Regions from separate parts of the Homo sapiens genome. Here region 2 is linked to region 1. The links are chromatin contacts, found by Hi-C or POLR2A ChIA-PET in ENCODE. All regions are on one chromosome and are shown on one strand. Each heading gives the region's core, a stretch centred on a gene start or an enhancer-like site at or near the end of the contact. The rest is flanking DNA. Distances are from core to core; before and after follow the strand shown. Region 1 has its middle 7.1 kb from the start of CBLC. Region 2 overlaps LMTK3 (lemur tyrosine kinase 3).

Evidence for each region. A loop is a pair of places that touch in the nucleus more often than their neighbours do. ChIA-PET counts read pairs that join two places held with the same protein, here RNA polymerase II (POLR2A). Pooled maps may share reads with other maps.
Region 2: a loop to region 1 is called in a pooled map, with 10 times the contacts of the local background. The contact joins two enhancer-like sites. A Hi-C loop is called at or near these places in 1 of 50 pooled maps. POLR2A ChIA-PET finds 5 or more read pairs at or near these places in 2 of 52 experiments (T-cell and WTC11).

What each region holds. Positions count from the first base shown.
Region 1 is chr19:44,769,178-44,772,431 of GRCh38, forward strand. No RefSeq gene overlaps it. Among named protein-coding and RNA genes, the nearest start is that of CBLC, 7.1 kb to the right of the region's middle. Within about 2 kb of position 1,559, at least 4 of the 41 ENCODE cell types and tissues checked have a DNase peak (open chromatin) inside an H3K27ac peak, as active enhancers do.
Region 2 is chr19:48,491,499-48,494,752 of GRCh38, forward strand. It overlaps LMTK3 (lemur tyrosine kinase 3), which reads right to left. Exons shown (of 15, transcript NM_001388485.1): 12 at 2,196-2,611; 13 at 1-41. Among named protein-coding and RNA genes, the nearest start is that of LMTK3, 19 kb to the right of the region's middle. RefSeq lists silencers at 1,456-1,665, 1,665-1,856, 1,686-2,165, 2,356-2,405 and an enhancer at 2,418-2,918. Within about 2 kb of position 1,458, at least 26 of the 41 ENCODE cell types and tissues checked have a DNase peak (open chromatin) inside an H3K27ac peak, as active enhancers do.

The DNA.
Region 1 (3,254 bases), core at 309-2,808:
GCCACTGCACTCCAGCCTGGGCGACAGAGGGAGACTGTCTCAAAAAACAAAAAGAAAAAAAAAGAGTGTGAGAGGTAAACAGAACACATCTTTTCTTTTTTTCATTGTTTGTTTGTTTTTTGAGACGGAGTCTCGCTCTGTCGCCCAGGCTGGAGTGCAGTGGCGTGATCTCAGCTCACTGCAAGCTCCGCCTCCTGGGTTCATGCCATTCCCCTGCCTCAGCCTCCCAAGTAGCTGGGACTACAGGCGCCCGCCACCACGCCCGGATAATTTTTTATATTTTTAGTAGAGATGGGGTTTCACCGTGTTAGCCAGGATGGTCTCGATCTCCTGACTTCATGATCCGCCCGCCTCGGCCTCCCAAAGTGCTGGGATTATAGGCATGAGCCACCGCGCAGCCGAACACATCTGTTCTTTAAGTGTGTTTTCAGACCTTCACATAAGCCAGACTTTTACTTTATAGAAAGGGAAACTGTGGCCCAGGGATGGAAGAGACTGACTTGGTGAATCGATAGGTCTGGGATTCCATGATTCACCATAACCAACCGACCAAATCTGTCAGCATTCTTGGGACAACCAGCATCGTGTGCCTCCTGATATCATGTACAGAGAAGGACACAGCATCACTTCTGTAACACTCCTGCCACCAGAATCTAATCACAAGGAAACATCACACAAACCCAAATCAAGGAGACCTTCTCCAAAAGAACTAGCCTATAATCTTCAAAAATGTCAATTCCATGAAAAACAAAGAAAGGCCAAGGAACCGTACCAGACTGAAGGAAACCGAAGAGATGAAAACTTTTTGCTATGACAGATAGTTTGGGGACAGCTGGCAATTTGCATACAGGCTGCACTGTTGGATACTACTGTCACTGAGAAATGTACACTGCTCCTCTGTACTGTGGTGGTGTAAGAGAACGTCCTTACACTTGGAAATGCAACTGAAGCATTTAGAGGCAAAGGGACGTAATGTCTGAAACTATTCTTGCAACTTCTCTGTAACTTTAAAATAATTTCAAAAGAAAAACAAATGATTTCAAAGTAAAAGTCATGGTTTAAGAGTCTGTGATTTTGGCCAGGCGCGGTGGCTCTCGCCTGTAATCCCAGCACTTTGGGAGGCCGAGGCGGGCAGATCACTTGAAGTCAGGAGTTCGAGACCAGCCTGGCCAACATGGTGAAACTCCGTCTCTACTAAAAATACAAAAAATTAGCCAGGTGTGGTGAGATGCGCCTGTAATACCAGCTACTCGGGAGCGTGAGGCACGAGAATCGCTTGAACCCGGGAGGCGGAGGTTGCAGTGACTAGAGTTCGCGCTACTGCACTCCAGCCTGGGCGACAGAGCGAGACTCAGTCTCAAAAAAAAAAAAAAAGAAAAGAAAAGTCTATGGTTTAAGGTTCTGTGTTTCCGAGTATCTCTAAGTCTGTGCATGCATTTGTGGTCAGAGTCTGGGGAGCTGGGGGCGTGAATGGGCTGCTTCAGACACTGCTTTGAGGGTGTGACCAGGACCTGAGGGTGTGGTTAAGGTGTAGGGGTGGGGCTAGGCCCTTGGGGGTGGGACCACAGTCCCAGAGGCGTGGCCAGGGCCTCGAAGGTATGGCCATAGTTTGAGGCGTGGCCGAGAAACTCCGTTCCCAAGGGAGGTGGTAACTCTGTGCTCAGAGCGCCCTCTTGTGGCTATCCTCAGGTCTCCACTTTTTATTCAATAGCTTTATTTCGTTTTATTTTTTTCAACTTTCATTTTAGATTCAGGGAGTACATGTGCAGGCTTGTTACCTGGGTATATTGCATGATGCTGAGGTTTGGGGTACGACTGATCCCGTCACCCAGGTACTGAGCATAGTACCCAACAGTTTTTCAACCCTTGCCCCCTCCCTTCTTCCCTCCCCACTTTAGCAGTCCCCAGTTTCTATTGTTGCCATCTTTATGTCCCTGAGTACTCAACGTTTAGCTCCCACTTACAAGTAAGAATGAGCGGTATTTGGCTTTTTCATCCAGCCTAACTGTTTTATTGAGATATAATGTGTATACCATACAATTTACCTCTTTAAAGTGTACAATTCTGGCCGGGCGCAGTGGCTCATGCCTGTAATCCCACCACTTTGGGAGGCCGAGGTGGGAGAATTACTTGAACTCAGGAGTTCAAGACCAGCCTGGGCAACACAGAGAGACCTCGTCTCTATAAAAATAAAAATAAAATTTTAAAAAGTGTACAATTCAGTGACTTTAGTATATTCACAAAATAGTGCAATTATCACCAGACTTTTTTTTTTTTTTTTTTTTTTGAGATGGAGTCTAGCTCTGTCGCCCAGGCTGGAGTGCAATGGTTCAGTCTCAGCTCACTGCAACCTCTGCCTCCCAGGTTCATGCCATTCTCCTGTCTCAGCCTCCCGAGTAGCTAGGATTACAGGTGCATGCCGCCATGCCCGGCTAATTTTTTATACTTTAGTAGAGACAGGGTTTCACTGTGTTGCCCAGGCTAGTCTCGAACTCCTGAGCTCAAGCAATCCACCTGCCTCAGCATCCCAAAGTGCTGGGATTACAGGCGTGAGCCACCATGCCTGCCTCACCAGATTCTATTTTAAAACAGTTGTTCACCCCAAAAAGAAACCTCATACCCATTAGTAGTCACTCCCTATTTCCCCTCAACACCCTTCCAGCTCTAGACAACCCATAACATACTCTCCCTTTTTTGTATTTTTGGACATAACATAGTTGTACATATTGTGGGGGTACATGTGATGTTTTGATACATGTATACAATGTGCAATGATGAAATCAGGGTAACTGGGATATCCATCACCTCGTTTATCTTTTCTTTGTGTTTAGAACATCACAATTATTCTCTTGTAGCTTTTTTTTTTTTTTTTTTTTTTTTTTGAGATGGAGTCTCGCACCGTCGCCCAGGCTGGAGTGCAGTGGCGCGATCTCAGCTCAATGCAAGCTCCGCCTCCCGAGTTCACGCCATTCTCTGCCTCAGCCTCCAGACTAGCTGGGACTACAGGCGCCCGCCACCAGGCCCGGCTAATTTTTTGTATATTTAGTAGAGACGTGGGTAACACGGTAAGACGTAGTAACACGGGGTTTCACCGTGTTAGCCAGGATGGTCTTGTTCTCCTGACCTCGTGATCCACCCGCCTCTGCCTCCCAAAGTGCTGGGATTACAGGCGTGAGCTACTGCGGCCGGCCCCCCCACCTTTTTTTTTTTTTTTGAGATGGAATCTTGCTCTGTCACCCAAGTTGGAGTGCAAC
Region 2 (3,254 bases), core at 208-2,707, 3.7 Mb after region 1:
TCGGGGGGGGCCTGGACGCTCAGCTCGTTGGTTGGCGTCTCCTGTGAAGGCAGATTAGGGGGAAGCCAGAGGGGACAAACCTTCACGTCCCATTTACCGCATCCCCCAAAAGCAACAAAACCGGCTAATATTTCTGGGGCTCTAGGAATCCCAATTTGTAATCACTGACTCGCACGCTCTGGAGAGGTGGCTGGAGCCCCTAATCTGGCTTCGAAGCCTTGGGCCAGCCTTAACCTCAACCTGGCCAGAGGCTCCTTTCCTGACAGCGGAGCCCCGCGCACAGCTAAGTAGCCCAACGCAGGGATTCTCTCCTGGCTCATTAACGTGAGGCCTCCACCGGATCCCCTAACCCAAAGCGATCTCCATAAGCCCCACCCCGTCCACGTCAGTCCCACCCACCTCTGAGATCTTGACCTGCTCCAGTGGCCCTCCCAACCCCTGCCCCATCCTGAGCGCATGCCGTGCTGGATGCTGTGACCCTGCCCCTGAGCCCTCCCTCAGAAGTAGACCTGCTCCCGCCCTCCAAGTCCCACCCCTCTGAAAACATTTCAGTGGCCCAGGCCCCAGTTCTTGGCCTTGTTTCCATTCCTTTCATAATCTCAGCCCAGTATGCCCGCCCCAGGTTCATCTAGACAAGGTCCCAGTTCCTCAGCACCACTCGCCCTCCCTTTTTCTCTTCAACACCATATCCTGTGTTTTTCTTTTTGTTTTAGACAGAGTCTCACTGTCGCCCAGGCTGGAGAGCAGTGTTGTGATCATGGCTCAATGCAGCCTCAACCTCCTGGGCTCAAGCGATCCTCCCACCTGAGCCTCCTAAGTAGCTGGGACTACAGATGCGCACCACCACACCAAGATAATTTTTTTCTTTTTAAGAGACGAGGTCTCGCCATTTTGGCTAGGCTGGTCTCGAACTCTTGACCTCAAGTGATCCTCCCGCCTCGGCCTCCCAAAGTGCTGGGATTACAGGCGTGAGCCACCCGGGACAGGCCTAACTCTTAACACATTCCTCAACCCATCTCTCTAAAGACCCGTCCCAGTCGTTAGGTTCGCTCATCCCTGACCTCACCCCAGAATACGTTAAGACTGCCTGCTCCATCTCTGAAGCCCACCTGCAGCCTAGCCATGGCCCTTCCCTAGTGGGTAAGATCTGCTCCAACCCGAACCAGCCTACAGACACTAGAACTCTAGTCAACAAACCATGCCCAAACTCTCACTAGGCCCCTTCACCATCCAGGCCTCTTCTCAACACTTCCTCCCTAGCCTCTCCAGGATCCCATACTTGACTACCCAGTACCCCCTCTTTCCTTCCAGACCCACACTCTCTCTCCAGACCTCTCCTCGCCCTCTAGACCACGCCCCCGTCACAAGCCCTGCCCTCACCCTAGGTCCCGCCCCAGCTCTAGGCTCGGCCCATACTCCTGGCCCTGCCCCATTGCCAGGCCCTGCCCTCACACTCAAAGCCTCCTCCCATCTTCCTAGTCCCGCCCCATTTCCCTGACCAGTCTCTCCCCAGACCCCGCCTTCACCCCTCAGGCCCTTCCCGCGCCCTGCTCCATCCGCCCCGCCCTAGGCTCCGCCCCCATTCCAGCCTTGGATTTTCTCCAGGCCTCCTCTTGCCGCGCCACAGACTTGGCCTCCCTCAGGCCCGGATCCAGACTCTGTCCCGATCCTAGGCGCGGTCTCCTTCCAGGCCCCGCCCCCGCTCTAGGCTCAGCCTGCCTTCAAACCCTGCTGTAGACCCCGCCCCACCCTAAGCTCAGCCTTCGTCTAGGCCCCGCCCCAGGCCCTGCACCTCTAGGCTCGACCTCCCTCCAGGCCCCGCCCTGGGCTCCGCCCCCCAGCCCGCCCTCTCCCTGGGCCCCGCCCCACTCTAGCTCGGCCCCGCCCCAGGCCCCGCCCCACTCTAGATTGGGGCTCCCCTTAGGTCCCACCCCAATTCAGCTTGCCCTCCCTCCAGGCCCCGCATCACTCCAGCTCGGCCTCCCTTCAGGCCACGCCCCACTCTAACTCGGCCTCCCTCCAGGCCCCGCCCCACCCTAGCTCGGCCTCCCTTCAGGCCCCGCCCCACTCCAGCTCCGCCTCCCTCCAGGCCCCGCCCAACTCTAAGCTCGGCCTCCCGCCAGGCCCTTCCCGGCTCTAGGCTCCTGCTCCCTCCAGGCCGCGACCCCGAAACCGCGCCCTCTCGGGTTCCGCACCTGGTCGAAGAGGTAGACGGTCACGTCCCCGTGGAAGGAGACCATCTTGCGCTTCCTCTCCAGCTCGCTGTCCTCTGGCTCGTCGGCCCCGCGCGGAGACTTGAGCAGCCCCCGCAGCGGGCGGGCCGCGTCCGCGTCGGCGCTGCTCACCACGACGGGCACCGGGGCTGCTCGCGCCCTCCCGGGGCCCCGCGGCCCCGCCGCCGCGCCCGGCGCCGCCGCCTCCTCGTCCTCCTCCTCGTCCTCGTCCTCGTCCTCCCCGTCCTCCTCCGCCGGCCCCGGCGCTCCCGCCCCGCCGGCCTCCCCGCCAGCCGCCCCGGCGTCCGCGCCCTCCCACGGGGGCCGCCGCGGGCCCGGCCCCGGGAATGGCGTGAGCGTGAGCGGCGGCAGCGCCAGCGAGAGCCGGGAGAGCCTGGCTGCGAGGGGAGAGACCTGGTGAGCCCCTGTCCCGGTGAAACTGAGGCAGGCCCTCCCACCTAGCTGTGTGGCCTCAGATAAGACCCCCGCACAATCTGGGCCTCAGCACCCACTTTGTGAACGGAAGGGCTGCACCAGGGCTTCTCCAGGCAGGGTGGGAAAGGTCCTCTCCAGTGCTCAACCTCCCCAGAGCTCCCCAGTGCCAACGGCTTTAAGCCGCAACTTCCCACAGCCCACCAGGCCCTCATGCCCTGGCCTACCTGATTTCTCTGGCCTCTGTCCCCACCTCCTCTGGCCTGACCTCCATCTAGCCACATGGGCCACCCCACCATTCCTCCCACCGAATAGCTGGGACTACAGGCGCACGTGCCACCATGCCCGGCTAATTTTTTGTATTTTTAGTAGAGACGGGGTTTCACCATGCTGGCCAGGCTGGTCTTGAACTCCTGACCTTATGATCTGCCCTCTTTGGCCTCCCAAAGTGCTGGGATTACAGGCATGAGCCACCACACCCGGCCAGATCCACCTCTCTGAGCCTCTGTTTCCTCACTGGCAAATGAACAAGGGTCACTTAGCCCTCCATTACTGCATAAGTGAACTGCCCTTTCTGAGCTGATGGCAGGGGCAAGAGGAGGGTGGAGG